Regions from separate parts of the Homo sapiens genome. Here all the other regions are linked to region 2. The links are chromatin loops, found by intact Hi-C in ENCODE. Cell type or tissue: endothelial cell of umbilical vein. All regions are shown on one strand. Region 1 has its middle 240 kb from the start of LINC02388. Region 2 overlaps LINC02388 (long intergenic non-protein coding RNA 2388). Region 3 holds the start of LOC105369789 (a long non-coding RNA gene). Region 4 overlaps LRIG3-DT (LRIG3 divergent transcript). Region 5 has its middle 250 kb from the start of LINC02403.

Evidence for each region. A loop is a pair of places that touch in the nucleus more often than their neighbours do. Peaks named below come from ENCODE experiments on the same cell type or tissue, not always from the same donor. Only the 100,000 strongest peaks of a DNase experiment are listed, where the experiment ranks them.
Region 1: a loop joins it to region 2, with 3 times the contacts of the local background. A loop is called at or near these places in 2 of 110 quality-filtered maps.
Region 3: it touches region 2 in a loop (8-fold over the local background); 2 of 110 quality-filtered maps call a loop at or near these places.
Region 4: a loop joins it to region 2, with 4 times the contacts of the local background. A loop is called at or near these places in 2 of 110 quality-filtered maps.
Region 5: a loop joins it to region 2, with 5 times the contacts of the local background. A loop is called at or near these places in 3 of 110 quality-filtered maps.

What each region holds. Positions count from the first base shown.
Region 1 is chr12:58,538,275-58,543,274 of GRCh38, forward strand. No RefSeq gene overlaps it. Among named protein-coding and RNA genes, the nearest start is that of LINC02388, 240 kb to the right of the region's middle. RefSeq lists enhancers at 2,272-2,566, 2,296-2,465. In endothelial cell of umbilical vein, a CTCF peak has its summit at 2,392 (motif pointing right); a DNase peak (open chromatin) is centred at 2,417.
Region 2 is chr12:58,754,829-58,759,828 of GRCh38, forward strand. The region is part of intron 1 of LINC02388 (long intergenic non-protein coding RNA 2388); the gene reads right to left. All of the region lies in intron 1 of LOC100506869 (a long non-coding RNA gene), which reads left to right. Among named protein-coding and RNA genes, the nearest start is that of LINC02388, 24 kb to the right of the region's middle. In endothelial cell of umbilical vein, no CTCF peak of the experiment used is centred here; DNase peaks (open chromatin) are centred at 2,093 and 2,743; H3K27ac peaks cover 1,801 bases.
Region 3 is chr12:58,554,975-58,559,974 of GRCh38, forward strand. LOC105369789 (a long non-coding RNA gene) reads right to left here and starts at 2,353. Exons shown (of 3, transcript XR_945007.3): 1 at 1,761-2,353. In endothelial cell of umbilical vein, no CTCF peak of the experiment used is centred here; a DNase peak (open chromatin) is centred at 2,427; H3K27ac peaks cover 1,856 bases.
Region 4 is chr12:59,073,264-59,078,263 of GRCh38, forward strand. All of the region lies in intron 3 of LRIG3-DT (LRIG3 divergent transcript), which reads left to right. Among named protein-coding and RNA genes, the nearest start is that of LRIG3-DT, 160 kb to the left of the region's middle. In endothelial cell of umbilical vein, no CTCF peak of the experiment used is centred here; DNase peaks (open chromatin) are centred at 2,038, 3,028, 3,568 and 4,538; H3K27ac peaks cover 3,439 bases.
Region 5 is chr12:58,339,311-58,344,310 of GRCh38, forward strand. No RefSeq gene overlaps it. Among named protein-coding and RNA genes, the nearest start is that of LINC02403, 250 kb to the left of the region's middle. In endothelial cell of umbilical vein, no CTCF peak of the experiment used is centred here; a DNase peak (open chromatin) is centred at 2,671; H3K27ac peaks cover 1,585 bases.

The DNA of each region.
Region 1 (5,000 bases), 220 kb before region 2:
ATGTAATGAAGCTCCCTGTCTTCCGTAAAGAAGTATCCTGCTTAGTATATGTAAACACAACACCTTGATCTTTTTTGTTTTGGAAAATAAAAACAAAACAAAATATCCAAAATAAACCAGAGATTTCTTTAAAAAGAAACGCACGCAAATAAAAACAACAACAAAAGACACTTTGAGTTTGTACTCCTGATGGAAAAATCATTACTGTGGACAAAGTTATGAGAAGTCAAAGTATAGTTTGTTTTTAATAAGAGCTATCATTACATTCATGCTCAGGATGTGGCACTCAGAGTACTACGTATGTGTCACCACAGCTAAGATAGGTACTGTTACTCCAGGTAAGTAGAGTTCCCCCAAAATTCATGCCTACCTGGTACCTCAGAATGTGACCTTATTTGGAAGTAGGGTCTTTGCAGGTGTAATCCAGTTAAGATGAGGTCATACTGGATTAGGGTGGACCCTAATCCAAGGATAAATGTCCTTCTAAGAAGAAGGTAGTGGGATACAGACACAGAGAGAAAACATCACGTGAAGACAGAGACATAGAAGAGAAGGCCATGTGATGGTGAAGGCGGAGATGGGAGTGATGCATCTGCAGGTTAAGGAAGGCCAAGAATTGCTGGCATTTCCAGAAGCTAGAGGAGGCCAGGAAGGATCCTCTCCCAGAGGCTTTAGAGAGAGCATGACCCTGAGAACACCTTCGTTTTAGACTTCTGGCTTCCGGAACTGTGACAGAATAAATTTCTATTGTTATAAGTCACTGGGTATGTGGTAATTGGTTATGGTAGCCCCGAAGAAGTAACATACAGATGAAGAATCTGTGCTTCTGATGGTCTTGCTGAAGCTCCTTGTGCAGGGGACGTGGTGAGCTGGCTACACACACAGCCTTCCACCTCGGCAGGGAAACTGCACAGTGAGGAGCACAGGGGCAGTCACAGCCAGTTCCTGGGCTCATAATCGACGACATTGGTCTTGTCCATTTGGACAGATCCACAGGATTCTAGAGAGAGGTTAAGAATGAAAGTGTAATGGTGATCATAAACCGCAGGAACAAAATGTATATACCTATTTATTTTTATTCTCACTTCATCCTAAAAAGGATTTAAAGTTCCTTTCATAGATGAAAATAATAGGACAAAATAAAATAAATTTAAACATAAGAAAGATGAAACAAAGGGAAGAAAAACAATGGTGGAATGCAGCAGTAATAAACCTACATGACGTCACAGCCCTTCCTTCACCTCCCCAGCCCCAGCTAAGAAGATGGACCCTCATGGTATGGGCAAGAAATTTCAGGATGAGATAATGCCAAGTCTGATTTTTCTCCAATTTGTGTAAATTCAACGGAAATTTCAGGCTGCTGCTTCGAGTAGAAATAAGCTCTAATTATCCTTTTGATTTTCATATCATTTTCAATAAGTCAGCAGTGCTATTGCGGTCAATCAACCGGAAATCAGGGAAAGAAATCTCACATTTTCTGTGCCTTCCTTATTGTTTTAAGCGTGCTTCTGAAATGCTTTAAAATCATTGTCTTCAGAGTGTTTGTTAGTGCAGAGAAAAAAGGAGAGGATCTGGAATGGTTAAGCATACTGTTGTCTGTGATTTATCAAACCACACACGCAGACTTACTATTGAAGGAGAGACAATACCATCTAAACCAGCATGGGAGTTATTGTTTGATTTGATACTGAGCTTTTCTGTGTTTATTGGTCATCTTTGGTCTCATGAAAAATTTATTCTATGTCTAAGGGAGCTCCAATATAAATAAACACTAGAAATACATTTGTAGGAGGCTGTTCTCTAGAATAACTCAGTATTGCTCTCTGCATGGGGCATCACCTGCTGAATAAACCCAAAACCATCATCTGGGGAGTCGCTCTAGGTAAACTTCCTTGAGGTAAGCTGTGCTGTAGAGATAGGAACCTCTAATCATGTTTCAAATACTAAACATACCAGTGTGCTTTTCTTTTAAAAAGAGGAATCCTATTCACTTGACTTTATTTGTTTTTGAAAAAAAAAATGAACCCTTTATTTGGAGAATATTTTAGAAATTTAGGGCAAGGAAAATATTCTGCTCCTAGATGAGTGCTTTTGCTTGTATGATCCTGCACTGACAGTGAACAATACAGTAGATGAATTACTGATTTATTTATTTAAAAGCGAATGCACTGGATTTAAAAACAGCTTGCCTACAACAAAGAAATATGCCCCTTAAGGTTATTTAGTCCATTTATTGCTGATACTAATTAAACAATGACCTAGGCTTTTCACAGAGTGATTACTCTTAATGAAAAATTAACTATGGTCTCCTAATAAAGATAGCACACAAAACAAGTTGTACAGAGTGGTGTGACCTGACCTAGGATATCGCGTGTAAGTGCGACAGCTCCTGTAGATGGCAGTGGAGCACTTCCGCAAATGCTTTGGCCTGGCGTTCTGGGCCTGGGGTTGAGGGATGCAAAGGATAAAAGCTGCAGCAAGAGCAGGCGTGCCCTCCAGCCAGCAAGTTAACTAAGCTGCTGGTTCACTACTGCACTTCATAGTTGCCCTCTAAATGATTTTTTTCTGAACTCAGCAAAAGTACAAAGTGTTCCTGCCTGCACCCCAAATTGTCCTTTTAGTGAGGTAGGTTTTTATGTTTTATGCTTTCTATTTTTTGAATTTCAGAGTTATTTTGGAGATCTGACCTAAACATTCCTCTTCTTGAATTGCAAAAGCAATTAGCTTAGCTGCTCACACTCTTAAAGAGAGAATAAAAATCTCCTAAATGGAGACAATCGTAAACTACATCTGTCATACAAGTCAATGCAGCACAATCCAAAATAAAGATCTGTCAGCATAAACTATAACCAGATTTCATAGTCCTTAACTTTTTCTCTTGCTTGGATTGTTTTCCTTCTTTCCTTTTCTCTTAAGCCTTTTATTAAAAACTGTCCTCCGCTATGCTCACAGGAGCTACATGACTGAAATTGGAAAAGCAATCTAGCAATCACAGATTTAGGTAATTTTTAATGAAATTAAGATATTATATCGATTATTTTTGTCATTGTTTTGGCCTTTGAAGCTCAATCAGCGTTATATTCTATTATAGAGGAATGGTTGTTCTGAAAGAATTTGTGGAGTTGTGCCTGTCATTTCAGGATGAATTTCCTCGCTCAGCTCCCCCAAATTTCCCATTCTTTCAGCAGCAAGAGGGAACACTGCATGCACAGTGTTAACTTCACACATTCCTGACATACTTGCTACATTAACAGAGCTATGTTCCAGGGAATTGAAATATCTATTGTAACTGTAGGAAGGGCTTTCTTCCCATAACTTTTACCTTGTACCCAGAAAATGTATGTCAAGAATCAAGAAATGGCAAGTTTAGATATGGATGATGCATAGGAATCTGTTGTTGATATAGTTGGTATGGAAATTGTATAGGCAGAATTCTGCACACAGTAGGAATCATTTTGTTGAATAAATGAAAGCTAAAATGGAAGTAAAAATTAGAATAAACCCAGGGCAGAAGAAACAGTGACTAGTTTTCTGAAAGCTCAGGAAAATATCAAAAATATTTGAAAAAAAATGGAAATTTAAACCTTAGGAGGCCAAAAAGGTCCTGGGCTTATGCTCTTAGGTATAGGAAGAGGGCTAAAGAGGTGAGCAAAGAACATGAGAAGATATTGGCAAGTGCTATGGCTCATGCCTGTAATCCTAGTGACTCAGGAGACTGAGGCTGGAGGATCACTTGAGACCAGGAGTTTGAGACCACCCTGGACAGCATAGTGAGACCCCACCTCTAAAATAATAATAATAATAATAACAATAATAATAATAATAATAATAATAATAATAAAAGTAGCCATGTGTGGCTGATTCCTGTAATTCCAGACACTGGCCTCTAGCCTGGACAAAGAATGTGATTCTCTCACAAAAAGAAAAAAAAAAAAGATATGTTTGAAAAGATGAAGGGAAGGGCATGTCAATATGCATCAGAGGAGATTAGCAAAGAGCTAATGACCTGGTGCTACACTGAGTGGTTAAAAGAAGATTAGGGAAGGGAATCTGGAAATTATGGAAGACAGGATGCAATTACACAACCAAAAATGAGGCCCAGAGGAGAGAAGGATCAAGAGATACAAGGGTGGGGAATGGTGTGTAACTTCATCAATTAGGTATCATAGCAGGTCTTCTATCGTAAAGCCAATGCTTTCTTTTCAAGACTTCAGATGAAGGTGCATTTGTGTGGAGTAAGGGCTCATAAAAGGGAATAGTGCATTCTTTATTTTATGATAAAGAAACAAAAACCAAAACGAAATCATCCTCAATTGCTCTGATGTTCTAAAATAGATGATACTTTCTGTAAGCCAAAGGCCTGATTAAATTTGTACCAGTTTAGAATTGCTGACCAATAGGAAGCCAATTAAAAATTGCCAGGACCTCCCCCAAACCAGGTACAAGATTAAATTTCTTGTCTTCTTTGATCATTTTGTTGGTCATTGATGATGAAAACATTACTAATGTTGGTCATTGTCCTTATTGGTCATTGATGGTGAAAACATGAACCCAGTAGAAAGCAAGAGCCCTCAGTAACAGGTACATGACAATTGGACATAGCCCATTTAATGCTACCATTTTGAAGGGTACAGCTTTTGATGCCATGACAGTTTTATATAGTATTTTTTAGACACTCCTTAACATTAAAAATTTTAAACTACTAAATATTGAGGTCACTTGGCATTCTAACCCCAACTGACCATCTCACTCAATATTTACCTAAGGCCCAAAGACAAGATGAGGCCTCAGAATGGAGTAAGCCTCAGGCATTGGGTAGACCCGTTATGGAGTGAGAGGTAGGGCAAAGAGGGAGTTAGAAGTAGGGTGGGAGAAAGAATTGATTGATGAAGGGGTGGCCTGACCCTCCACACCTGTGGGCTTTTCTCATCGGGTGGGATGAGAGACTGAGAAAAGAAAGAGACACAAGAGACAAAGTGTAGAGAAAGAAAAGTGGGCCC
Region 2 (5,000 bases):
AAAAGAGCACTTTGAAATGATGCCAACATATAAAAATGATAAATACTCAAGTTGATGGATGCCCCAATTACCCAATTACATGCAAGGAATGTGTGATTGACTATCAGACACTCACATGCATTCCATAAATATGTAAATTCTTATATGCCAATAAAAGAAAAAAGATTCAAAAATAAAATATAATTTTTATGTGTTTAAAAATGAAATTCAATTTAAAAACTCGTTAAAATTGAAAACAAACTGAAATGAATACATCTGTGGATCAAATTTGTGATATAACTACACGCTAAAGACAAGTAGAGCTATTGCAATCCCTACTAAATGGAACCAGAATTCCTTGAGAAAATGGCTAATTCTAGTTCTGGGGCAGAAAACATACAACATGAGTCTAGGATGTGCCTCAAAAGAGAAAAGTTTCAAGGACTGATGGAGTTGTATCAATTGGTCATGGAAGCAAACATAAAGGATCTCCATTGATCAACGATGAGAAAAATTGAATAAAAATTAATGGAAGTAATTGAAAGCAATTAAATAAAGCAAATTTTCTATGTTCATAATGACGGAGAGAGGAAGAGAGAGATGGAGAGGGAGAAAGGTCAAAATTTAAAACTCAGTAAACATCATTGGAAATAACTAGAGTACCAAGTACTAGTTACAGAATGGATAATTTAACATAAAGAACTGAATATTTATTTTGCCATGAATATAAACTATATTTCAAGAAAAATAGTCATAGTTGATGAAAGAATGATATTCTTTATAAAGTAATTCCATCTAAAAAAATTTAAGAAGCATAATAGAATTAGAAAATTACCCCCAATGAAGAAATTAAATCAGGAAACTATCATAAAGGACTGTAGACATCATATCAAAGATTGATACAAAATATTAAAATAGAAGGACCAGATTGTCACCACCTGAAATCACTGATCAATCTCAGCATCACTAAATTGGGAACAACCAAATATTTCAGGCCTTTGATGTGATACCAGTTGAAGCATACAACACCACCTCTAAACATTCTTGGCAAAAATGTTGAGCCTAAATCTAATAAAAACTCTGGAAGTAATTTCCATTTTGAGAAAATATGGGAGGTGGAGGCACATGTTAACTCCATGAGGAATCAAGCAGACAAATTCAGAGTGTGGAACATTCTACAGGGCAACTATTTTGTTTCTGTAACAAGTAAATTGTACAAAAGAGGAAAAAAGAGATGAGTGGAAAGTGGGCTAAATTTAAGTTGGTGTAAGGGCTGCGTCAAATGTAATATGTGATCTTATTTGGATACTGTTTCAAGCAAACTAACTGTTAAAAAGGCACTTTTTATAATTGAGAAAATTTACTTACGGACATTATATTACCTCAAATAATTATTTTTACTTTCCTATTTTACTTTCCTATAAATGATCATTGCATTGTCATTGTATAAAAATGCAATGTTTTTTACTTGTATAATGGAGGATGTAGGGATAAAAGAACATGATGTATAGAATTCACTTTTAAATACTTCAGTAGAGAAGAAAAGGAGACTAGATGAAGCAAATTAATTGTTAAATTTGTTGATAAGTATATGAAAGTTCATTGATTATATATGAAAAATTTATATTTTATAAGTCTGGCTTAAAATGCCATGAGACCAAATGTTTTAAAATAAATGGTTATTTTGGTATTCAAACAATACATTTTTACTGTATATAATATTAAAGTAAAAATAAAATTAAAATCATCTGAAATCTGTTCGTGGAGAAATTACTATTGTTGACAACTGGATTTCATATTTACATAAATAAAATATTACAAAATAAAAATAAAATGAAGTTTTTAACTTGCTAGTATCCATTAAATCAATACCATCGTATATATACAATATGAAATTATCACCCCATAAAGAACTATTAAGAAAAAGCTTATTTAAAATGCTGAATTACCATTACATATACATTATGTTATGATAATTTCTATTGTTATGGTTTCTTTCTAATTGGTCTTGAGGCCTAGAGAGGCCTAAAGCCAAGATAAACATTTGCTAGGAGAGCCCTGATAGGGGAAAGTTAAGTTCAAGTGTGTGTTTCAGGTGACACACAATGAAGAAGTAAAACCAAAATGCATGAAACAGATCAAATTTATTACTCACTGGCCCCAGAGTGATTCAGTGTGCCAACAAGAGGCTGACTGGGAGATGTGGAGGTGGCAGGGAGCTGGAGCTGTGGAGTAGAGGAAGACATGTTGAGAGAGAGAGAGAGACCTGGAAACTATGCCTTTATTAAGGTCCAGGGTGTTATCCCTTAGGCTTTCCCATGGGAATTGCGGATTGGCTAGTTTAAGGAAAATATTTATTTATTTATTTTAGAGATAGCATCTCGCTCTGTCACCCAGGCTGGAGTGCAGTGGCGCGACCTCAGTTCACTGAAACCTCCGTCTCCCGAGTTCAAGCAATTATCCTACCTCAACCTCCCGAGTAGCTGGGATTACAAGCACGTGCCACCTCACCCCGCTAATTTTTGTATTTTTAGTAGAGTCAGGGTTTCACCATGTTGGCCAGGCTGGTCTTGAAGTCCTGACCTCAGATGATCCGCCTGCCTCAGCTTCCCAAAGTGTTGGGATCACAGACGTGAGCCACTGCGTGTGGCCGGGGAGAACTTACTGGCATGACTCTAGAGTTGACCATTAGGTTTTCTCGTGGTCGGGAGCTGTGAAATATTTTCGGCTTTGGATCACTGAGATGAGGAACAATGGGCTATATCACAAACAGCTGCACAGGAAGGAAGAAATTTTAACTAAGCCAAAGGCGACAGGGCACAACTGGGTTCAAACAACTTAGGTCAGCCCTAAAAATAGATACTGAGGCAGCAAGTATAGGAAACACCAAATCTATGACACATCACTTAGTGGTTAATAGAATAAACCTCTCTGCAATGTCTGTTTTTGAATTTATCTTTAGCATATACTTTAGTTTGCCTTACTCATATGTCCTTGATTATTTTTCTTTTGTAACTTTTGATAGAAATGGCTTTCAAATAAAAATGAATTCAATAAACATTTATTGAACGCTTACTGTGTGCCAGGTATGAGGGTGGCAGGATGCACTGATAAATTAGATATGGTTGCAGTCCACAAGGAGTGAGAGTCTATTAAAGCATGTGGATATAATGAATTTAAACTCTACGATAAAATATGACATGAGCTCTAGCAGATGTTTACCGAAGGTGATACAGGGCATAGAAGAGGGAGCAATTGACTTTCCCTGGCAAAGTAAAACAAAAACAAAATCCTTCAATTTGTAGGGATGTCTTATGCTGAATTTTAAAAGATGATTGAGGTTTGGGGTGGGGATCATAGTGAACGTTGCCCGAATCAAAGTGAAGACGGTAGAGGCAACAAAGGCAGGTTGACATAAAGTCAAGTTGCAAGGTAAGCACAGCGCCAGGCAGTTCATGATGACAGTAGGGTAGTGAAGGGAATGAGGGGAGTGGGCATGGAAAAGGAGGTTATGGGACATTCATAGAGGCAAGACTAGCAGATAGGCACAGCCAGATCTAGAGTAGAACACAAAGGTTAGACTAAAACTTTTTATTGTTACAAATTTACACATGATAGAAAGACACAAAAAGGCTAACTAGGAAGTATTTTCTCAGGCTCTTCATGTATATTTTATTTTTTCCCATCTTTAAAATTTAGACACTAGAGGATTTTACTTTCAATCCTCAGTAAGAAGGCAGTAATAGATTTAAAAAGACATTCAAGTAAAGGGAGTCAATTTGGACAACCCAGTAAATGCATGCATGAGATTGCCTGTATGAACATGTAATGAGAGTTCTGGAGGCTTTCAGGGCTGTGTCTGTTGGCAGCAACTAAGGAAATGGCAGCACTGTTACAGGCAAAGCAAGCTTGAAGGAACTCACTTCTAAGTCTCATGACGGTTTTGGACATGTTGATTTTGATATAAAACTGAACAGTTTTATTACTTTTTCAAAATATTTTTAAGTTCAGGGGTACATGTGGAGGTTTGCTATATAGGTAAATTTCAGGTCATGGGTAAATTGCATGTCATGTTTAGTGTACAGATTATTTTGTCACCCAGGTAATAAGCATAATATCTGACAGGCAGTTTTTCCATCCTCCCCCTCCCCCCACCTGCCACCCTCAATTAGGCCCCAGTGTCTGTTTTTCCCTTCTTTATGTCCGTGTGTACCCATTGTGTAGCTCCCACTTATAAGAGAGAACAAGCAATATTTGATATTCTTTTTCTGCATAATTTCACTTGGGATAGTGGCCCTCAGCTCCATCCATGGTGCTACAAAGAATATAATTTTATTTTTTTTATGGCTGGCTGCTTAGTATTCTGTGGACAGACACACGCACACACACGCCATGGAATATATATGTGTGTGTGTGTGTATATATATATATATATATATATATATATATATATACACACACACATATATTCTAATTGGTCTTGAGGTGTCTCTATTGAAGACTAAAGCCAAGATAAACATACACACACACACACACACACAAACACACACACCACAGAATACTAAGCAGCCGTAATATGTGGCTTTATTTTCTTTATCCAACCAATTGTTGATGGCCACTAGGTTGTTTCTATGACTTTGTTATTATGAATAACGCTGCCCTAAACATACTAGTGCAGATGTCTTTTTGATAGAATAATCTCTATTTTTAGTGGGGGTAAATACCCAGTAGTGAGGCTGCTGGGGTGAAGGGTAGTTCTATTTTTAGTTCTTTGAGAAATCTCCATACTGTTTTCCATGCGGTTTGAACTAATTTATATTCCCACCAACACTGTATAAGCATTCCCTTTTCTCTGCCACCTTGCTAGCATCTGTATATTTTGACTTTTTAATAATAGCCATTCTGACTGGTGGGAGTTGGTATCTCATTGTGGTTTTTATTTGCATTTCTCTAATGATCAGTGATGTTGAGCTTTTTTGCATATGCTTGTTGACCATGTGTATGTCTTCGAGAAGTGTCTG
Region 3 (5,000 bases), 200 kb before region 2:
AGGAACAGAATGCTCAGAATTGGGCATTCATTTTCTCGAGGTCAGTAACATATCTTCAAATTCTCATTTGACGGTCTCCATGGTACTCCAAATCAAGTTAGAATTAATTTGAAACTCATTTCTCTTTCAGGTCTAGGTCTGATAATTTTCATTCATTTCTTTCATGGACATGGTGACTCTTTTCTTGCCATCCTTAAGGAGAAAAGCCATGGACACTACAAAATCTTTGAGGTTTGAAGTGGGAACTAGGAGATTCAGGCTTGAAGATGAACTAGAATTGGAGACAGGGTAGGGGAAATATGAAAGGCCCTCTTATTGCAAGTTTTAGGAGCCACTAAAGCATAGGCTTTAGATTCTTTTGATAGTGATGTCACTATTGACATGCAAACCAAGAATTAACTCGTAACAGGACCCACTAGAATGAGCACTTATTGAACATTGCATGCACTGCTCATTATGCTAAATGTTTTACATGTGGTCTTTCATTTACTCTTCCTAGCAACCTTGTAAAGTAGGTGTTGCTATATGAGTTTTATACTTGCAGAAACCAAGGCCTATGAGGTTGTTTTAGGTTCAATTCTGCTGGGAATATATTCCGTGATTTGTGTGCAGAAGATTCGTTGAGTAGTGCTGAGCAGCATTTGTAAAGGAGAGAGGAAAGCATGGCTGAGCAGAGGAACAAGTTGAATTGAGGTGATGCGACTGAGGCCTCAGCATCTCCCAAGGAGAGCTGGTGGTAGGATGACCTCTCAGAGTTCTGCCATGTCAAGGCAAGGGTGCTGGCCCTTCGAAACCTCTCTTCATTAGTCTTTGGATATCAGCTGACCCTGAAGAGGGGCAGCTTAATTTAGATGAGGGCAATTCCTAAATCTGTCATCAGCATGCATTCTCAGAAGCTAGGGGAATGAGTGCTTCAGTCTTAAAGGAAGGGGTCTAGATGGGACATCACACCATCTGCCACAGTTTGTTATTTGGATCCATTGGTTTTATATACTAAGATCCCCACATCTGAAAACAACTACTTCCCCCAAATTCTGATTGTTTTTGTTTCCCTATGAAAGTTAAAGGAGGAAGGTTTGTGGGACCAACTCAGCCTCTTGCCACAGTAGCTTCTGAAACTCACTACTGATACTCTTCTTCTTCCTCTAGTACTTATTTTAGATTCTCCTTGTCCGTGGTTAATACTACTGCAATTTAACGTGGCTTACTTGGCAGGATGACCCATATCCTCATCCTTCAGGGCTCTGAGCCCTTGGTTCTCATAGCTTTCTCAGGCTATGGGTGCTATATACATCTCTGTTTTCCATTGAAATTGGGTAGGTAAGTACCAAGAAATGCCCAGTGGATTATTTGGGTTCCAATCATATTATTCCTTGTCCTCATTGTATAAAAGCAGTCCTGTGCCTCCTCCTTATAATCGGTTAGTTACTCTTGCCCATTTAATGACCCTTTTCCTTGCCTACTGGTCTCTTGGCACTGAAGACTCAAAGAAACTGTGTGACAGCTGCAGCTTAATGTTAAATAGGGCTCTACCCAAGTCTCCTGATAGAATCATTCCCATTCTGGGAACCAGTACTTCTAGATGCACACAGCCTAAAGCTGCAGTGTTTGAAAGTACAAATTTTTCAGGCATATCACCTAGAATAATTGTATGAGGGCTCTCTACTACCTCCCGGCCATGCTTCCTGGACCTATGGGACTACAAAACCATATAACGGTGATTGTTTTAAGGTAGGTACTACATCCTGGAAGATGCTCACCCTTCTCACTGAGCATCATCTCCAAGGTGGTGCCTCAGCAGTGCCTCCCCAAGGCTGCTCCGTTGCTCTATCAGGCCTGCAGCTGCTGTAAAGTGGGTCCTTTGTTCCGAAGGGATGTCCTGCAGTATCCCCTGTCAGAGGAACAAATACATATAAGCCTTCAGATAGTCTGCTTGGCAAGGTCCTGTGGTTCAAAAGGGCAAATCCATACTCCAAAACAGGACACCCTATCTGGGAGCATAGAAGGGAATTTTTCCCACTCATTGAGGGCAGTGACATTTTGATGGAAGGAAGGATAATGGGGTGGCAAGTTGAGTCCCAGAAACAGCAATAATAAGTCTTGAGAAGAAATCTAGGGTAGATGCTGTGGAAGCAGGAGCCGTCCAGGGATGGCATCATGTTAGGTCTTTAGATGGCAGACAGCAAGGCTCCTGCAGCAAGGGAAGGTTGGGGGCTCCACAGAGAATGCATGGTTGGAGTAGGGATTTGAGTTAACCTGCCTTGGAAAGAGAGAAGACCCAGCCATTCCCCTCCAGTCAGAGATGAAGCCTATTTTTGTTAGCATTGTTAGTGATATTAGTCACATCCCTTGATTGTTTGCCTCTACTTCTTCAGGGCTTCAGAATCACGAGTTACACAAGTTTTATTACTTAAGTACAGTCTTAATAGTGTTGGTGGTGGGGTCAGGGTTAAAGAAAGAGTCAGATCCTTCGTGTGGCTATGGGTCTGTGGTGAAGATTCAGAGAAACTTTGCCCATTTTACTTGTACTTCAGTTTCCAGAGTTTGAAAAATCACAGGGAAATCAATCAGATGCGATTTGGTATGTTGAAAGGTCTGATTCTAACACAAATATTTTCAGAAGGAACATGGGAAAGGTCAAAAATTGTCAGCTCGGTGAATATCTTTTGGTGATAATACTTTCCAGCAGTAAATTTCCACTGGTTCTCTCTCTTTTTGTCAGTTGAACAAAGCACTTGCATGCTTTGCTGGTTTCTAACTAATGAGTTAGCTTTGCTCTTTTAAAAAAGTAATATATAATAGAGAGTATCCACTGAGTCAATAAACCTTTAATCGGAAGTGTCTTAATGACAAACAGCAGAGAATCACATGAAATAAGGTTAAAGGCTCTTAAATTGAATCATAGTTCTGGTGTTGAACATTTCCACAGGGATACAAAAATAATAAAAGGGATCATGTCATATTTGTTGTGCCTAAGGAAGTACAAAGATATTTGTTCCATATGTCCTCCTCTTTAGAATTTTAAAGTCAAATGACTTAAAAATCCTCTTTTAAATAAAGGCATTTAACTATACAATTTTTTTTTTTTTTTTTTTTTTTTTTGAGACAGAGTCTTGCTCTGTCGCCCAGGTTGGAGTGCAGTAGCGCAATCTTGGCTCACTGCAAGCTCCGCCTCCAAGGTTCACGCCATTCTCCTGCCTCAGCCTCCAGAGTAGCTGGGACTACAGGCGCCCGCCACCACGCCTGGCTAATTTTTTTGTATTTTTAGTACAGACAGGTTTTCACTGTGGTCTCAATCTCCTGACCTCGTGATCTGCCTGCCTCGGCCTCCCAAAGTGCTGGGATTACAGGCGTGAGCCACCGCACCCAGCCTTAATTATACAGTTTTTAATACTGGAAATGGTGGGGTTGAAATGCAATTTTTTTTAAAAAAGCTCTAATTACTAAACTAATTTCTGAGTACCTATATGGTTTTTTTGATAGTTATTTTAATATTTTTGTAATAAGCACACTGGTATCTTGCCTAAGAGAGTTTTATTTAGAAAATACATTTAAAAATTTTTTCTCAAATATTTGGTAATCTTAAAGCAAAATATCCTGTCCTTTCCAGTCTGTCTTCATTCTGTCGGTACATATAGGCTTTAAAAAACTTGCTGGATCTGGCCGGGCGTGGTGGCTCACGCCTGTAATCCCAGCACTTTGGGAGGCCGAGGCGGGCAGATCACGAGGTCAGGACATCGAGACCAACCTGGCTAACACGGTGAAACCCCAGTCTCTACTAACAATATAAAAAATGAGCTGGGCGCCGTGGCGGGCACCTATAGTCCCAGCTACTCGGGAGGCTGAGGCGGGAGAATGGCGTGAACCTGGGAGGCGGAGCTTGCAGTGAGCCGAGATAGCACCACTGCACCCCGGCCTGGGCGAAAGAGCGAGACTCCATCTCAAAAAAAAACAAACAAACAAACAAACAAAAAAAACTTGTTGGATCTAATGGTATTCTACCATTTCAAGGCTCCTAGAGATTTTATACCTTGCATGTTAATTAGTTCAAGCATCAATATCAAAACTCTGTGTTGTCATTTCTCCCCTGTTGGCACTCTGGTTAGTCTCTTTAAGACAGACATTTTTCTGACAGTCTGTACCTGTCTAAACTGCTCATTGACACATTTCCTTGAAATGTGGGAAAATTGGCCAAGTCACAGTAGCACATTAGTTAAGACAAATATAGGTTTTATAACTGCTTCCTCCTCTCTAATACTCCCCAAGTTCAAAGACTTTCTTTTAATCTCAAAACCACCTACTGACCAGTCTCCTTGCTAATCTCTCTTATTCTTTATTCTCTGTACTCTCTAACATAAGAACTAGCTTTCCAAAGCACAAGTCGAAACCAAAATCTCTAAAGCCTCTGAGAGAAGTATTTTGATATTGCTGTATTTTCAAATGCATTTGATATTGTTTGCATGATACTTTCCTGGGAAAAGGCTAATTGGAACACCAGAAATGAGTAGAGGATGCTGCCTGAGCATTTTATAGCTCAGCATGTTCTAGTTCATTCTGTTCTCCTACTGAGGTAAAATCCCAGAAATTCAGGGGCATGTTCAATGCTTCACAAGCTTTCAAAAGAGAATTTATGCCAATTGTTCACGAGTGAGTTAGAGAAGATCTGCAATAGGAGGCCCCGTAAGAAACTGGGTCCAAGTGCTGTCCTAGATCATCTGAAGAGCCGAACCTCTTTTGAAAGATGGGACTAAGGTCAGGGAAGTTGATCTCTAGCTCCTAAACCATTTCTTCATCTCTAGTAGGGATGAAAGAGAAACCTATAAGGTTAGTGTCAGGTAGGCTGATGGTAAACAGCCTGCCTGTCCTTGAAGATTGAATAAAAGTGCCTCAGCCAAGTGGTTAAGGGCAAGAGGACTGAGTGGGCTACTGTCATTGAAGAGCTGAAGCATAACTTCATATTGAGTCTTAGGGTAAAACCTGAGGGAGTTGAGGCAATTCCT
Region 4 (5,000 bases), 320 kb after region 2:
CTGGAATTGTTGTGGATTAAACATTTTAATGACATGTAAGAAATTTAAAGGAATGAGTGCATCGAAGCATTACATTCTCACATCCAGACTCACGTTGTTAACATATTAAAATTGACCATTGATTGAATGAGAGGACAGGGGCTAAATGTGTTAAGTTTAAAATTTAATTTAGATACTCCACAACTCTTATCCCTTGAATATTTCCCATCTTTAAACGCATACTTTGGTAGGCCAAAAAATCTTCTTGTGGTCATAGTGTGTCTTCATTGCTATAATAATGTTCTGGAAATATACTCTAGCCAAAAATCTCATTTATTTCCCTGCCACTGTTGTGAAGAACCATGACAACATCTATTTTCTCTTTTTTACAAATCCACAAGACCTAACAACCTTTAATCTGCAGAAGAATATATTAAAAGTTGACAATGTTTTTTCTGCACCGCTATGTATGGTAAAACCTTACTCGTTTTCTCATTTTTTACTCATGACAATAGCAATATAAGTAGGTGTTGCAGATATTTCAGTGATACTTCAAACAGGATCTTTTCCATGAGGCAAACAGAACCAAATGCAAAGTTGAAAAACATTAAGAAAAGGTATTTTGCTAGAAACAGAAATAGCATTTCAAGTGATTTGTTTTGGGAAAAGCTTGCAACGTTACCAAAAATTAACATAAGTAAATTTGTTCTTTTTATTAAACAGAAATATCATTCAATAAGCTGGTCAACTAATGTCATTCGAATCTGGGTTGGGGGTGGTTTTCCAGGTTGTATTTTGGGGTGTGTGTGTATGAGTTTGCATTATTGTCCTTTTCCTCTTTCCATCCCTCTCAGTAATCTGTCACTGTCCACTGGGTTGAATGCATTGGAACCTCTTTTTTTTTTTTTTTTTTTTTTTTTTTTTTTTTTTGAGACGGTGTCTCGCTCTGTTGCCCAGGCTGGAGAGTGTAGTGGCACAATCTTGGCTCACTGCAACCTCCTCCTCCCAGGTTCAAGCAATTCTCCTGCCTCAGCCTTCCAAGTAGCTGGGACTACAGGCAAGCACCACCATGCCTGGCTAATTTTTGTACTTGTAGTAGAGACGGGGTTTCACCATGTTGGCCAGGCTGGTCTTGAACTCCTGACCTCAGGCGATCCACCCACTTGGGTCTTCCAAAGTGCTGGGACTACAGGTGTGAGCCACCACGCCCAGCTGGAGCCTCTCTTTAGTGTTCCAGATGCCTCCATAATGTAGGAGTACCCAGTATTTTCCAATTCCTTTTCTCCCTAATTGTTTGCATAGTGCATCCCACAAGTCCAAGTTGACTACTATTCCAGATCTCTTCTCCAACACCACATCCCTGTTCTTTTGGTATCTTTCCATCTAGAGCCTTTTGCCTAAATTGCTTACTTACTCATTTCCAACTCAAATTTGAAGTCAACAAGCTGTTATAGGTTTAGCCCACTGCTGTATTTTGACAAGGTAGGTGCTCACATGAATATTTGTTGAGTTAAATTATTTAAATACAACCTGCCAAAAGCTGGGTCAGTTTCTTCTTTCTTGATATCAGATTCCTAACACTTCAGTTGGACGTGCTAGCTATCTCCTTTAGACATATACAGCATTTTCTTTGAACACATCTTGTGACATTTATACTAGTATCATGTTAAAAACACAGGATTTGTTGTCAGACAGAAGTTCAAACCTCGGCTGTCAAATCTTGAACATGTGATTAAATTTCTCAAGGATGCAGTATGTTCTGTCAGGTGAGGATGTTGATGCCTACCTCATAAACTTCCATGAAGATTACATGGCATAATATGTATGCAAAGTGCTTTGCTTCCTGTAAGCATTTCATCATCATAATAGCAAACACTTGTACATACTAATGTGCCAGGCACTGTTTTAAATTCTTTATGTTTGATAACTCATTTGTTCCTCACCACACAATGAAACAGACGCTATTCTCCCTGTTTCCCACCTGAAGAAACTAAATCACAGAAGGATAAATTATCTTTCCAAGCACACAGACCTGGCAGGCTGTAAGAGTCAGGATTAAAACCAGGATGTCTGGGCTGTGCATTTAGCCACTCTGGTATACAGCTGCTCAGGAGTTGTGTATTGTTCTCTCCTCCTTATCATAAGGAAGCGTGTAATGTAATGGAAAGTGTCATGAAACTTGAATTTTACTTCTAGATTATCAGCAGCTGTTTACTCTTAGGCAAGTCATTTATTCTCTTTAAGCCGTAGTTTGGTATTCTTATCTAGGAAAAAAAGGATTTGAGTAGCAATCACCTTCTTTTTGTCTTCCTGGCATTCTTTTTTGGGGGAATTGCCCCTCTTCCAGTGTATTCCAGAAGGACTCTCAGTCACTGTCAGTGGCCATCAGCTCCGCTACTGCAGGGCTTCCTACTCCCAGACAGAGATGGTCTGTGACTCCCCTGGGTTGAGCATATGAGCAATGCAGGATTAGAATAGTGTGTATTTGTGGCCGGGCGCGGTGGCTCACACCTGTAATCCCAGCACTTTGGGAGGCCGAGGCGGGCAGATCACGAGCTCAGGAGATAGAGACCATCCTGGCCAACATGGTGAAACCCCGTCTCTACTAAAAATACAAAAATTAGCTGGGCGTGGTGGCGCATGCCTGTAATCCCAGCTACTCAGGAGTCTGAGAAAGGAGAATCACTTGAACCCGGGAGGTGGAGGTTGCAGTGAGCTGAAGCCGAGATTGGCCGCTGCACTCCATCCTGGTGACAGAGCGAGACTCAGTCTCAAAAAAAAAAAAAAAAAAAAAAAGGAATAGTGTGTATTTGTAAACTGTATAGAACTGGGGGAAAGCAAGCCCTTTTGTATTTTTCAAAATACATAAGCTGAAATAATCATGAAGGCATGAAGCTGTCAGGGACCATCTCTGCCACCAGATGGAGAGAATTTGCTTGAGACAGAATCCAAAATAAAGAAAGCAGAGATGTGAAATGCGGTTTGGGTGGAGAGAGACAGAGAGAAAGAGAGACAGAATGACCATTATGACAATGAGTTTGGTACCTGGATTCAGCTATATCTGAAGTCAGTCTACTGCTATACTTTTCAGTTTTGTGATCCAACAAAACACTTGTCTCCCCTACAGACAAGTTTGAGTTGGCGTTCTTTCATTTGTAAGAGAAAAAGTTCTTATTCACACAGACTTAAGGAGATCATCTCCCTTTTAACTACAGTGTTTTGTAAACTTAAGTTTCATTATATCTTTGCAGTCATAAAGAAATATATTTTTGAGCAAACAGATATTCAATGAATTTTTAAAAAATAAATTGAATTGTTGAGCCTATGTAATTCAGGATAAAAATAGGTGTATCTGGGATCTTGAACATATATTTCAAATGACTTTTATAGTTTCTTGGTGATTGACTACTTTGATCATGATCTAAAATAATTTAAAGCCAATGTTTCATTGGCTTAGATATTTTTCTTAACCAGCTGACTTCTTCTAAACCTTGTTTGGAAAGTCAACACTCTAGAGGACTGATGCAAATTAAAGTGTTTTCCTGGGCACAGAGATAAGTGTCTTCCTGAAATCACAAGCAAAACACAAGATAGAATTGTTGAGGGTTGAGTAGGATGTAAAGGGAATTTCCAGTCATTGCCTCTGCAAAATAATATAGGGTCAGAAAGTTCAAAGGGGCTCTGGGAAGGAAAGAACAGAATGGCCCCCTCAATCAGAATTATATCCATTTTATGTTAAAACCACCGAACTACTTTCAATCTGGTACATATGTATTATACATATACCTACTGCAGCTTACATGCAAATGTGTTCATATACTTAGAACCACATGCAATGATCCCCTCTGCAATTATTCACAAATTAATCCTCCAAAAAGAAAGCAAGCTCTCTTAAATCTCTCCCATGTGCCAGGAAGTATGCTAAATGCTTTATACATTATCTCATAATTCTCTCAACAGAGATATGAGACAGATCTCTCCCATTTTATAGATGGTGAAATTGAGATTTAGAGTTTAAATAACTTGCTCAAAGTCTCACACCTACGAAGCAGTTTAAGTCATTCTGGCTTAAATACTCAACTTTAATCACTGTGCTATGTTGCCCCTCCCAGGTGTAATCTGTTTTAAAGATAAAAATACAGAGATATTGCCTGCCCAACAAAAGAGGTTGTAAAGTTTAGTATTCTTGGAACGAGGCAGAAGGAGTGGGTATATGATACATGGGAAAAAATCAAGTTATAAACATTTAGGAGGCTAATACTGGGGGAAAAAAGACGAAGACACATATTCCCTTCCTAGAAGTGATAAATCCTATTTACTGAGACTTAGTTTATTTTATGTAAATTCTATGTTTAACGTGAACTCATAGTTTCACAGCTCAAACCTGTTTGGCTGCTAACATCCTCCTTAGAGCTCTGCCAGCCAGAAAGTAAGCCAAACAGCAAAGCAATGCATGCTACAGCCTGCCAGATGCAGCTGCTGAAATCTAGCAGCAGATTTAGTGTTTCCTGTAGAGGCCTCCTAAAAACAAAAGTTCCCAGCTTGTTTGTATGTGACCAGCTTATGTTTCCATGATGCCTTGGACCATGGCTTTTTAGGGGTCATTTCATTTCATAAACCTTGTTCTGACTCTATAGGGAGTCCACTGCGTTCACACAGCCATGCTCATGGATATAATGAAATTTGATTTTTAAGTGGAAAATACATTGTTTATTATTAGCTTACAAACCAGACTTTTCCAAATCATGCAAAAGATTAGGGCAGTGTTTGATGCAACGTTCATCCATTTACTGAGGTGATGGAGACAAGGTCATGCTTGCTGATGAGATGAAACTTTAAATGCCTTGAAAATGTGGGAGGTCTTTGTGAGACTAAGCAAGGAATTCCATATAGCACAACACACACAGTGTTAGCTAGCTGCCCACATCTGTGTGTGGCTCAAGCAGAAATAGTGATGGAGTCTCTTAGAGCTAGGGATTGGTTCCCAACGGCCTCAACCCAAAGAGTTATACAAGCTTTGG
Region 5 (5,000 bases), 420 kb before region 2:
GCCTTATTTTACCCAGCCCCTACTCAAGATGGAGTCGCTCTGGTTCAAATGCCTCTGGCACAAACACCGTCTCCTGAGAGCGGCCTTCCCTCAGCACCCTGATGGAAGCAAGCAGTCTCCTCTGACCTGGAATGCCTATTCTTTTATTTACCTCCAAATCAAATCAAATCTACCTGAAGGCTTATTATCTCTGAAGAGACTTTCCTGGATTACTCTGCTCCACAAAGACTTTTTTTGTTTCCTGATCTCCATAAGACTTACCTGTGCCAACTTTTCCAGAATATGAGTATACTAGACCCAGTCTTGTGCTGCTGTCAAGTTGTTTGGTATGCATGCCTCGTTTTCCTACATAGAGAGTAAGCTTTTTTTTTTTTTTGACAGGGTCTCTGGTTGCCAAGGCTGGAGTGCAGCGGCACAATCTCAGCTCCCTACAGCCTCGACTTCTTGGGCTCAGGTAATTCTTCCACCTCAGCTTCCTGAGTAGCTGGGATTATGGGCATGTGCCACCATGCTGGCTAATTTTTTGTGTCTATAGTAGAGACGGGGTTTGGCTACGTAGGCCAGGCTGGTCTCGAACTCCTGGACTCAAGAAGTTTGCCCTCTTCAGCCTCCCAAAGTGCTGGGTTTACAGGCTTGAGCCACTCACTGTGCGCAGCCTAGTGTGAACTTTTTGAAAATGGCAGGTGTATTAGTCCATTCTCCCATTGCTGTAAAGAACTACCTGAGACTAGGTCAATTGTAAACAAAAGAGGTTTAATTGGCTCATGGTTCCGCAGGCTGTACAGGAAGCATGGTTGGGGAAACCTCAGGAAATTTACAATTATGGCAGAATGCTAAGGGGAAGCCAGCATGTCCTACATGGCTGGAGCAGGAGGAAGACAGAGAGTGAAGGGGAAAGTGCCACACACTTTTAAACAACCAGATCTCATGAGAACTGTAGCAGGAGATAGCACTAGGGGCATGGTGCTAACCCATTAGAAACCACCCTATCATCCAATAACCTCCCACCAAGCTCCACCTCCAACACTGGGGATTACAATTCAAAATGAGATTCGGGTGGAGGCACAGATCCAACCCATATCAGCAGGTTTTGAATTTTCTTTCATAACTTGAGTGCTTGGCTCATGGTGGGGGCTTAAAAATATATATTAATTTAGTGATGTTCATATTTTCCATAAATGGTGCTTTTATAGAAATCATCTGCTTTTGTCTTTACCCTGGAGGGCTTTTGAGGTAAATAGTTCCCTGCTGGATTATAAAAAGAATCTACTAACGCTTTAATTTTTCATTTTGTCTCTGTGGCTAAAATCAAGCTAGGCTCCCAGTATATTAGAAAATAAAGTATGTTTTGCAACACTTTTCTTCCAGTTGGATTCAGAACTGAAAGTGAAGGTAGTCATGGTATTGATTGACATTTCTTTTTTCCACGAATATGCATACATGTTGGTGGGAAAGGCAGAGCCCAAAATGTGATGGTGAACTTTAGCTTTTTGAAGTTTTGTTCCAATGTAGAGAAAGTTGCATTTGTCTCTTCTATTCAAAATGATGCTATGGATCATTTTCAGTAGGGCTGGAGTTCTGGTTGATTTTTCCAGAAGTGATTAGCAATTATGGATTTGTGCAGATTTGCCCATTCTTCTTTCCTGGTATCCATGGCAACCAAAATGGTACATCTTTGAGAAGCTTAATGGGGACAATCAAGGGAGGTTTTCTTGGTGAAAAGCAAGCTGGTCAGTTTGAGCTTCCAATCCCCACGTCAGGTATCATTAGCACCCAGTCATCATCAAGCCGAATGAACCAGCCCAGGAAATAAACAATTACTCTGTAAGGGTATCTTATTCTCACTTTTTTTTTTTTTGAGATTTGCAATAACTGAAATTTAGTCAAAATTCAATAAAGCTAGAACTAGCCATCTCTGCAAAATTTGTTCATTTCTTGTGGCAGTGAGGCTGGCAATCCTGCAAATGAACCCTGCTCAATCCTGTCCAGATCTAGCTTTGCTTTGCATTCAGAAAGGTTCAGCTGAAGTTTAAATCCAATCTATAATAAAAGAAATGAATCTTTAATAATATGAAAGATCAAAACCCAGAGAAATTTCAGTTGGGTTTATCACAGAACACTCTTTCTCTGATATAGTTACCATATTTTAAGGGGACTGTAAAATTCTCCATATGTTTACAAGCAGGATCTAAGGAGCAATGATCTCAAAACAGGCACTCAGGAAACATTAAGTAAATTTAATACCACTCCTTCTAGTAAAAGTAAAGAAAAGCTTCAAAGTAACAATTTGAAAAGTATGAAGCAAATATGTCCACACTAAATATTGTACATCAATAGGAATTGCTCTAAATGGCACCTTGGCTATAGTTCTTAGAGAAAAGATGTCTTTTTCTTTTTACATCCCAGGGCTACATTTTTACCTTTTTGTTTTAATCGAGGTTGTATGAGGAAAATAGTTTTCTCTTTGAAATGTATCCATTGACTTGGCACCTAACTAATCCAGTTTATTCTGTGTGTCTAGGCAATATTCTGTGCATCTCAGTGAAAAGGTTATCTGCACTAATAGATCTTTGGCAAACTTCTGCTGGTGTTCACTGCTTAGGTAGTGGAAGACTAGAGGACAATGTGTATGCATGTTTTGGTGCTGAGAGTTTTCCATGAACAGATGGCAAAGCGATAAACTAAAAACATATGCACTGCATTGTAAACATTTCCTCCTGAGTGATTTGGCAGACTGACAATTATCAGACAAGAAAAGTGAGGTTGTTCAGAGCCATAGGAAAAATTTAATCCTTGAAAACAAGGAACTAGGCAGGAAGTTATTTGCATATTTAACTCTCAAAACGAAGAAGTGAGTTCCTCCAACTAAGATGTTATTTTTTAACTCAACTGTGGGAGACCGATGATTTGTATCAGTTTGGGGTTTGATATCTTCCTTTAATTACTCCAGAGTCTTCTGCACAGGTTTCTTTAAGAAGTTTGTTAAATAATTTATTTTTAAGTTTTATCTCGTCTCAGAAAATACAGAGTGCTTTAATAGGGGCTGCTTTGGGGGACTCCCAAAGTAGGCCTTTCCTGAAAGAACTTTCTGAAGTAGACTCAGGAAGATCTGAAGAAAGAGACTTAGACGCTGAGTTTCGGTTTTCTAAGGAAAGCTTCACAAAAGATCAAAGGAAGGGACAGGTTCCAAGAAGGATTTCTCTGAACAACCAGTCAGAGCAGCGAGGTCATTTTCCCTGTGGGCTACCCTTGCCCCTGGTCCTCTTTAGATCTGGCACCTGAGGCTCACATCAGTTCGGAGCTCCTTTTGGCATCCCTCTGGGAAGGTACTGAGCGTTCTGTCTCCTCCATGTCACCACTACTTTCCCATGGAGCAATGTCTACCTCCCAGTGAGCTGTTTCTCCGTGGTGAAGCCCACTTGGTGATGGGTGCACCATCTTGTTCTGGGCGTCTTCTAAGGCCATGTGGCATCACACAAACCACAGTGTGATGGTGACATGGGCTTAAGAAGAAGCCCATGTGGAACAAGATGAAAATTAACCTCCAGTAAACAAAATAATGGCAAAGAGGAGAGACAGTGTGTCAAAGAGCATGTGGGCAGATTCTCATGAGAACTGCAATGAGGAGGATGACACATCTCTGCCAGTCCTCTGGCACCCACAACAGCTGGCTCTAGTGACCACTTCTAAGTGGAGAGGAAAAGAACTTTTTAAAACATTTATAGACTTTGTAGAGCGATTATAGGTTTACAGAAAAAAGATAGAAAGAACAGGGAGTTCCTACATACTGTGTCCCCTCCCTGCAATTTCCCTCTTGTTAACGTATTGCATTGGTGTGCTACATTTGCTACAATTGATGAGCCAATATTGATAGATTATTATTAAACTAAAATCCATAGTTTACATTAGAGTTCACTGTTTATGTTACAAAATTCTATGGCTTTTGCCAGATGCCTAATGATATGTTTTTACCACTTTAGTATCACATAGAATAGTTTAATTGTCCTAAAAATCCTTTGTACTCTCTCTATACAATTTGTTCTTCCACCCCTCACCTACCAACCCCTGGCAACCGCGAATCACTGATTCTTTTACTACCTCTATAGCTTTGCTTGTTCCAGAATGCCAGATAGCTGGAATCATACAGTTTCAGACTGGTTTCTTTTACTTAGCAATATGAATTTGGGTTTCATCTGTGTCTTTTTGTGGCTTGATAACTCCTTTCTTTTTATGACTGAATAATATTCAGTTTTATGAATGTACCACATTTTGTTTATCCATTTACCTACTGAAGGTCAACTTGTTTGCTTCTGATTTTGGCAATTATGAATAAACTGCTATTGAGATCGGTATGCAGTTTTTTGTGGATGCAAATTTTCAGCTTATTTGGGTAAGTACCAAGAAATACAATGCTGGATAGTATGTTAAGAATATATTTAGTTTTGTACAAAACTGACAAATTGTCTCCCAAAGTAGCTGTACCATTTTGCATTCTCACTGGCAATGGATGAAGGTTCCCAGTGCTCCACTTCCTCACATCCTCACCAGCATTTGGTGTTGTCGATGTTTTGGGTCTTAGTCATTCCTATAGGTATGTAGTGGTATCTCATTGTTGTTTTAATTCACATTTCCCTGATGTGAAATGTGCTTATTTGCCATCCATATATCTTCTTTTGTGAGACGTCTGTTCAGATCCTGCCCACTCTTTAATGGGGTTGTTTGTCTTCTTATTGTTGAATTTTAAAGAGTTATCTGTATATTTTAAATACAAGCCCTTTATTAGATTTGTGTTTTGCAAATATATCTCCCAGCAGGCATGTTTCTCCTAGCCTATTGCTTGTATTTTTGTTTTCTTAACAGTATCTTTTAGAGCAGGAGTTTTTAATTTGGAAGTTTTTGGGGGGGGACGTGTTGAAATAGTAGAGGTGCCAAAGTAGTTGTGGTTGGTGAGGGAAGAAGAGGAGAGATGAAGAAGGAATTTTAAAAGAGTATTGCTGTGA